Linked DNA regions of Mus musculus: region 2 is linked to region 1. A link is a contact called in ENCODE Hi-C data. All regions are on one chromosome and are shown on one strand. The core of a region is the stretch at or near the end of the contact, and the rest is flanking DNA. Distances in the headings are between cores, read along the strand shown. Region 1 holds the start of Sdr39u1 (short chain dehydrogenase/reductase family 39U, member 1). Region 2 holds the start of Ltb4r2 (leukotriene B4 receptor 2).

Region 1 (4,358 bases), core at 714-3,213:
GACTCTCCAGGAAGCCTGGCTGCTGCTTCCCATTTGGTTACCAGGTTGGAGAAAAAGTCAAAATTCCCTCCTGGGCTGTCTTCATCATACTCCTTAGTCAGGCTTGGCTGGTAGTAAGCTGTCATGGAAGAGCGTTTGTTTGCTCTGGCGGTCCCTGGCCTGCTGGGCCCTTTGTAGTGCAAGGCTCCTTAGCCTCAGTCTCCTCTGCCCTTTGGGTTTCCACAGGAGAAGAAAGAACCATAACTGTTTCCCCCTTGAGCTTCTCTGTGTGTCCATGCCTGAACATCTAGCTTTTGGCTGTCAGGCTGTGTCCAGAGGCCGCTAGCTTGTAGTGGGTAGGGACAGAAACGTAGGTGCTAAGCTGCTTGAACTGGACCATTCTTGACATCTGTGACTTTTTTTTTTTTTGGCAAGTTACTTCTCCGTATGAAAAAAATCTGCATCCTCAGTATGGGAGTAACTGTACCTACCTCATAAAGTTGTAAGGATTAAATAATATGTATATAATAGTATGGTGGCTACTACTCATTTTAATTGTTTGCAATTGTGTGGTCTCAAAGGAGACACAACAAAGGGAGCTCTTCATAAAGAACTGCAGTGCAAAAAAGCAAGGGGTGTGGGAGTGGGGAGATGCCTTCTGTGCGCACTAGGACCCGTACCACACCTCTTTCTCTGAGGGCTCCCAATAAAGGCTCTCTAGCCAAGTACCCCACACCCCCATTCTGCCTTTCCACACCCATAAAGACCAGACTGTGACAGTACAGATCTGGGTCAGGAAGAACCTGCAAGGCTGGAGGCCTAGGCAGTGACCCTGGGAAGGACCTGTGATTCGGGTGCAAGCCCCAAGTGCCTCAACTGCTTGCTCTGTTCTCCCTGGCTCCGTTAATGTAAGAGGCTGGTGATTTGGGAGCGTACCTACACCTGTGACTAGAATCCAAGCCTGAGGTGGGTGCGCAGTTTCGGTGATGGCTTTGGCTAGCAAGTGGGTAGTATCCAAGCGGCTCGTAAGAACCTCTTTTTGGAAGGTTTCATTCCATCTGCAGAGAAAATGAAAGAAAAGGTCAAAAGTGCAGACATGCACCTAGACCATATCCTCCCCACTCATCCGGCTCCCCTCCCAGTAAGTCTGTTGTCCTAAGCCTGTCTTAATGCATAGCTCGGGGTGGCTAAGAAGATAGGACTCTCTCCCCCGGCCCCCAATAGGCATGGGCTATATCTCTTTATCCACAACACTGGGCTTTAGTAGACGCTGATATATAACAGGCTCCAAAGGCTTAAGGGGACACTTGCACAAGTTTATGTCTACCATGCACGGGTCACAGGCATCGACCCTCTCTCCCCCCTGTACAGGTGATAACTGCTTTATGGCCCTGTTGACCTTCGCAGAGGGTTGAGGATATTCTCTCCAGCCAGGTTGATGACAACATCGCAGAGGGGCAGCCCCGACTCACTGAGTTCACTCTGTGGGAGAAAGTACAGTGCCGGCTGGTACTGTCCTTCCCGCGCAAATTGCCCTCCCACCCACCTTCCAGAAGCTCGACCTACCCACGTGATTCGACCCGGGCCAGGCTGTCTGGAGACCAATTTAACTTCGTGGCCCCTGCCTCTCAGCAGCTGGGTTACGGCTGTCCCAATGAATCCCGTCCCGCCACCTGATGGGGGAGCACAAACTGTTTACTCAGCGGGGTGGCGGTAGGTCATCTGCTGGCGGCCCCTTTGGGTGCGGTCCCCATCTGACATCAGGCCTCTCCAACCCACCCCGCGATGCAGAGGTGACAAAAGTCACAGGGTCGCACAGATTCAGCTTTTGGGGCTGGGAAACCAAGGCTAGGTTGCCTGCTTAGGAGACTGCACCCTGTGGGCCTGTTTTCTCAGCTCTCGGCTACAGCCTAAGCCGGCCCGCCACTCTGCCCTCCCTCACCTACAAGCACCCGCATAGCGACAGGGAGCTAGCACGCCTGCGCGAGATTTAAACACCGGACGCGACTACGAGCCTCACCTCACGCGAATCTCAGTACTAGGTGTGCCCCACCCTCCCCCGACCCGGAAGGAGTTATAGTAATAGCGAAGGACCATAAATTTCTCTGGGAAGAGGGGTGGATGACGCAAAAGAGATGGAGGACGAAGTGCAGAAAGGATCCGCTCCTAAAGAACAACTCTAGACCGCGAAGCGCTGGGCGTGGGGAGGGGGCGGGCACTGTGGAATTCTTCTTCATCTTTTCTCACTGTTCTGCCTCCTTCTGTCAGGACTCGAGGGTGTCAGAGTTTCTTCTCCAGTTCATGTGCGCACTCTTGTCCTTGCTTCCGCAGCTAAGGCTCTCACAAGCGTGCATCCCACCCGTGCCCTGCTTCCCAGTTCATCCGTTTCAGGGCCCTCCAGGAACACATAGTTCACCAAGTCTAATGCCCAGTTGTAGATCATTTTGATTGATCGCCCAGCCAAAATTACTGTTCTTTCTCCCTTCCTTTTAGAAATGATAGGCATTTCTCTACCGCTGGTGAAATGAGCCGATTCAAGCCAGACTAGTTTACATTAAAGGCAGGTTTATTGGGAGTTAACTGGCCCCAAGGATTAAGGCCAGGGGACTCACCATGGAGAGGAGTGGGGGAGAGGAGAAAGAGAGAAAGGGCGACCGAGCAGAGAGAGACACGGGGTGGGAGAAGGAGAGATGGGGGAGGGGGTAGGGAGAGAGCACAAAATGTCTGAATTTTATAGGGAAGAGCCTCTTGAGGAAGGGCAGCCAGGCCCCTGGTCTGGAAACTTCAAGGTTGGAGGCAAGGTATGCCAGGTAGGGTCTGAGGGATGATGGGAGAATCTGGAGGCCATGTCTGCTTTGTAAACATGTAAAAATGTAAAATATTTGCCTCAGTCCCTGGGCATAATCCTGGTCTGAAACCAAACAAGAAACGCTGCATTTTTGCCTTGAGTAGAAACCACACTGTCTTCTGGGACTTTAAGAACCAAGTTTGGTGTCTGGTGCATATCCTTTCCCACTGAGGCCAGACAAGGCTGCCAAGCTAGAAAAACATATCCCACACACAGGCAACAGCCTTTGGGATAGCCCCCACTCCAGTTATGTGGGACCCACAGGAAGACCAAGCTGTACATCTGCTACCTATGTGCAGGGAGGACTAGGTCCAGCCCATGTATGTTCTTTGGTGGTAGTTAAGTCTCTGAGAGCCCCAAAGGTCCAGGTTAGTTGATTCGATTGGTCTTCCTGTGAAGTTGCTATCCCCTTAGGGGCTGCAATTCTTCCTCACATTCTTCCATAAGAGTCCCCAGCTCCATCTACTGTTTGGCTGTGGGTGTCTTTATCTGTCTGAGTCATCTGCTGGGTGGAGACTCTCAGAGGACAGCCATGCTAGACTCCTGTCTGCAAGCATAACAGAGTATCAATAGTGTCAGGGATTGGTGCTTGCCCATGGTATGTGTCTCAAGTTGGGCCAGTTACTGATTGGCTGTTCTCTCAATCTCTGCTCCATCCCCAATCTCTACATTTCTTTTTTTTTTTTTTTTTTTTTTTAAAGATTTATTTATTTATTATATGTAAGTACACTGTAGCTGTCTTCAAACACTCCAGAAGAGGGAGTCAGATCTTGTTACGGATGGTTGTGAGCCACCATGTGGTTGCTGGGATTTGAACTCTGGACCTTCGGAAGAGCAGTCGGGTGCTCTTACCCACTGAGCCATCTCACCAGCCCTCTACATTTCTTGTAGACAGGGTAAATTTTGGGTCAAAAGTTTTGTGGGTGGGTTGGTGTCCTTATTGCTCCACCAGAGTTCCTGCCTGGCCATAGCAGGCAGCCTCTCCAGGCTCCATATCCCCAGTGTTCAGGATGCCCCTATTCATTCTTGGGCACCTCCCTTATCCCAGGTTTCTGTTTCTTCCTGAAGATGGCCACTACGTTCCCCCGATTAGTTGCAGATTTCCGTTCATTCTCATGGTCATCGGGCCATCTCCCCTGCCCCTCCCCAACCCAATCCTGAATTTCCCTCTCCTCCCCATTCCCTCTCCCACCAAGTTCCCTCGCTCCATCTGACTTCCATGACCATTCCAATCCCCCTTCCAAATGAGACTCAAGCATCCTTGCTTGTGCCCTCCCTCCTGCCCAGCCTCCTTGGGTCTGTGGGGTGTAGCATGGGCATCCTGTATTTTATGGCTAGTATCTACCTATAAGTGCATACATACCACCCATGTCCCTTTGGGACTAGGTTACCTCCCTCAGAATGATAGTCTCAAGATCCATCCATTTGCCTGCAAAATTCATGATGTCTTCATTTCTCATAGCTGAATAGTATTCATTGTGTAGATGTACCACATTTTCTTTATCCATTCTTCATTTGAAGGACCCCTAGA
Region 2 (4,130 bases), core at 507-3,006, 140 kb before region 1:
TCTTTCTTTCTTTCTTTTAGACAAGGTCTTCAATAGGCCTGGAAATTGCTGTGCTGGTTAGGATCATTGGCCAGTGAGCCCTAGAAACCCACTTGTTTCCATCTGCCAACACCAGGATTACAACCCATGTACCCCTTTAAGATGGTTTCTGGGTGCCGAATACAGGTCCTCACACTTGTATAGCAAGGACTGAGCCTCTCCTCAGTCTAAGAATTTTAGTTGTGATGGCCAAGGTTTCATGTCTGATGTTAACTGTAGCCACGATGGATAATTGCACAGAAACTGAGATTTACTGTTAGTAAACCCCTTAACTGAGCACAGTCCCTGTTCTCCTGACTGGGAGCCTCCAAGGCTCTCCTAGTTCCCTAGCTTCTTGAGTCCTGAGTATCCCGAGCTTATCCCCGTCCCGCGGGAAATAAACACAGGACACACCAGGTTCTTCCACGGTTAACTTTTACTTCTTAAACATAGTGAGGTAGACAAAGAAGGCTCAGAAAGTGTGTGGCTTAAATACTTTTGGTGACGTGTCTAAACTAGGACTGGTAGCAACACCCATGATCCTCATGCACCCTGGGGATAGGTTAAAGCCCCCAGGGGTTGGGCAAAAGCCCCGGAGACGGACTGGTGGCTTTGGCTGGCTGTGTTCTCGCAGCTGCGCACAAAGAGGTTTAGCACCATCTAGTGGCGGCACATATATTGCAGCCCTTTACACCTGAGAAACACAAAGTGCCTGGACAGCTTTGTGACCTAGCCAGCTTCATTTCTCATGCCAGCTGGAGCCCCAGCCAGGGCCACTTCAGGCACCAATCAAGGGCAAATTATAGGGGTATAACACCTCTAGGGCAATCCTCCCTCAATGGGCATGCCCTAGTTTTATTCTGCCTTAGGTATTCTGTATACCTCAGGGTCCTGATGGCTAGTCATGGGGAGCAATGCATTGGATTGTTCTCCTCTTCCTGGTGTGTGTGACACACACACACACACACACACACACACACACACACACACACACACAGAGAGAGAGAGAGAGAGAGAGAGAGAGGTGGAGGTCAGAGTCAGTGTTAGAATCTATTGAGCTAGAATTCCAAATAGTTATGAGCTGCCTAACACGGTGCTGGAAAACAAACCCAGGTCCTCTGGCTGAGCAGCAAATGTTCTTAGCCACTGAGCCATTTCTTCAGCCTTCTTCCTGATCTTTTTTTTTTTTTCTTCCTGATCTTAATATGTTCCGTCCCTCCCCAGTGTTATGATCTCCACCCCTAAACCAGGTTGTAAGCTCTTATTACCCAAATGCATAGCCTTAGGCCTGAGCATCATGTATTACACTGAAATGTCACCGGCAACTGAGTAATAGCTGTAGGGTGGAGGGGCTCTGACAGGCCCCCAAAGAAACTGAAGCAGAAGAGGACACTCCGCAGGAACGGAAGGTTGAAACAAGCAAAAGGAGAGCAGCTGGGAGAGCGCCTTGTTTGGGTTACTTCTCTGTTGCCTGCAAGCCATGGAGGCTAGATAGAACATAAACATTGCAGGAGGTGGGCTGAAAGGACTGGGGCCAGAGGTGGGGAGATGTGGGAGCAGTCGTTAGCAGGTACAACTGCTCTTCTCCGCAGGCTGAGCCTTCTCTGCACCTCAGCCTTATCCTGCTTCCTGGGGAGGCTGGCCTCCACATGCCTGGGCCTGTCAGTGATGGGAAGGAGTAGGATGAAGGAGGGCCCAGGGTGAGCACCATCTTGTCCCTCTCCATTCTTGACTCATCCTCTCCGCAAATGTGACAGGCACGGGGCAGGATTAGGCACCTCATCCACAGCAGCTGGCTTCACCTGTCACCTTCCTAAATCTCTCTGCGCCCCCCAATGCTGTTCTCTCCCAGCGGGTAAGTAGATCTGCCCATTCTCCTTTACTCCTTACAGCCACCTTAGCCCTGAGATACAAAGACTGAGATTAGATACAGAGGCAGGTATGCAGAAGGCCAGAAGTGGAGACAGTGACTGTCTACAACGGAACTGGGGAACACCAGTGCCTTGGTACCAGCGACCTCTGGGAACATACCAAGGTGGGAAGGTTTGACTGAGGACAGAAGCCACAGGTTCTAAGGAGCTGTTTGAATTGGTTTCTTGGAGAGAAGAGAGGCAAGGTGACGAGAACTTGGGGGAGGCACGCTCCTTCTCATCTAGCATCAGAGGTCGTGTGGGCTTTTGCCCCAATCCTGAATGTCCCCTTCCCTGGATTCTTGCAGCTCTCCCCCTAGAAGGATGTCTGTCTGCTACCGTCCGCCTGGGAATGAGACACTACTGAGCTGGAAGGGCTCGCGGGCCACCGGCACTGCCTTTCTACTGCTGGCGGCGTTGCTGGGACTGCCAGGCAATGGCTTCGTAGTATGGAGCTTAGCGGGCTGGCGGCCCACGGCGGGCCGGCCACTGGCGGCCACACTTGTGCTGCACCTGGCCCTGGCCGACGGCGCGGTGCTGCTGCTCACGCCGCTCTTTGTGGCTTTCCTCAGCCAAGAGGCTTGGCCCTTGGGCCAGGTGGGCTGCAAGGCGGTGTACTACGTGTGCGCGCTCAGCATGTACGCCAGCGTGCTGCTCACCGGCCTGCTCAGCCTGCAGCGCTGCCTGGCTGTCACTCGGCCCTTCCTGGCTCCCCGACTGCGCAGCCCGGCCCTGGCCCGCCGCTTGCTGCTGGGGGTCTGGCTGGCCGCCCTGGTGCTCGCCGTCCCGGCCGCGGTCTACCGCCACCTCTGGGGCGGGCGCGTGTGTCAGCTGTGCCACCCATCGCCAGTGCACGCAGCTGCTCATCTGAGCCTGGAGACCCTGACTGCCTTCGTCTTGCCTTTTGGGACCGTGCTCGGCTGCTATGGCGTGACGCTGGCGCGGTTGCGAGGAGCGCGCTGGGGCTCGGGGCGACAAGGCACACGGGTGGGTCGTCTGGTGAGCGCCATCGTGCTGGCCTTTGGCTTGCTCTGGGCTCCCTACCACGCGGTCAATCTCCTACAGGCGGTGGCCGCGCTCGCTCCGCCGGAAGGACCCCTGGCCAGGCTCGGCGGGGCGGGCCAGGCGGCGCGCGCTGGAACTACAGCCTTGGCTTTCTTCAGTTCCAGCGTCAACCCAGTGCTCTATGTCTTCACTGCGGGGGATTTGCTGCCGCGGGCCGGGCCTCGGTTCCTTACTCGACTCTTCGAGGGCTCTGGGGAGGCCCGAGGGGGCAGCCGCTCTAGGGAGGGTACCATGGAACTCCGAACTACTCCTAAGCTGAAAGTAATGGGGCAGGGCAGGGGCAATGGAGACCCTGGAGGCGGAGATGGGGGCAAGACGGAGAAAGACAGTCAAGAATGGTAGACAAGACCCTAAACCCCACCTTGGGGCTCCCCTACCACTTTTCATTGTGTTCCCAGAGCTCTGGAGTACTTGAGGACCCTTCTCTGATTGCAGTTTGAGTTTGGCTGAATAAGGATTTCTCTATCTGAACCTGATTCCTCCAAACCATGGCATTGTGAGGGTGACTGTGGCCTATGTTCAAAATTTGTGCTTACAGTACAGCCTGGATCCGTGTACCAACACTATTTACACGTTGCCAGTAGCTATTCTTGTGAAATACCCTGGGAAGCCATTCGCTGATGGCTTAAGTGTGCTCCTGGAGTGTACTGAAGCTCTCTCAAGCTCTACCAAGACAGGTCAGGACTGGATGGTGTCAGCCTTCAGCGGCTTTCTGTCCTGCCTCCCCATCCAGGTCGTCTGCCTCCCCAGGCCTATCTGGAGAACCACTTTAGAGTTTGGATGGGGGTGGATAAAATCTATTCTTAGAAGCATTTAGGAGGAAGAAACTGGCCTACGAGCAGGGAAGGAAGTCTGTGTAGCGTGAAGGGAAAGTGTTCCTGCTTGACTGGTGGTTGGCACTGAGACAAAAGCACATGGCTGGATGGGGGTGCAGGAACCTGGGACCCCAATACTTAACACTTCCCTCTGACCCTGGGCTCATCCTTGCATACCCCCTATAAACCACCAGGCCTACGAAGAAACCCAGGAGCCAGAGGTTGCTTTAAAAGGGGAAGTTTGAAGATTGTTTTTTTTTTTTTTCTTTTTTTCTCCTGAGACAGGGTTTCTCTGTGTAGTCCTGGCTGTCCTGGAACTCAC

The links. Hi-C counts contacts between places; a loop is a spot of excess contacts on that map.
Region 2: a map of left cerebral cortex shows a loop between it and region 1 (2.9-fold over the local background). The contact joins the promoter of Ltb4r2 here to the promoter of Sdr39u1 in region 1. A Hi-C loop is called at or near these places in 6 of 37 maps with a recorded cell type or tissue (heart and left cerebral cortex).

Annotation. Positions count from the first base shown.
Region 1 is chr14:55,898,269-55,902,626 of GRCm38, forward strand. Sdr39u1 (short chain dehydrogenase/reductase family 39U, member 1) reads right to left here and starts at 1,964. Exons shown (of 6, transcript NM_001082975.1): 1 at 1,922-1,964; 2 at 1,546-1,652; 3 at 1,379-1,461; 4 at 916-1,037; 5 at 1-118. The coding sequence starts at 1,937. It overlaps Khnyn (KH and NYN domain containing), which reads left to right. Exons shown (of 8, transcript NM_027143.3): 8 at 1-512.
Region 2 is chr14:55,759,672-55,763,801 of GRCm38, forward strand. Ltb4r2 (leukotriene B4 receptor 2) reads left to right here and starts at 1,757. Exons shown (of 2, transcript NM_020490.2): 1 at 1,757-1,873; 2 at 2,237-3,558. The coding sequence starts at 2,253. The coding sequence ends at 3,335.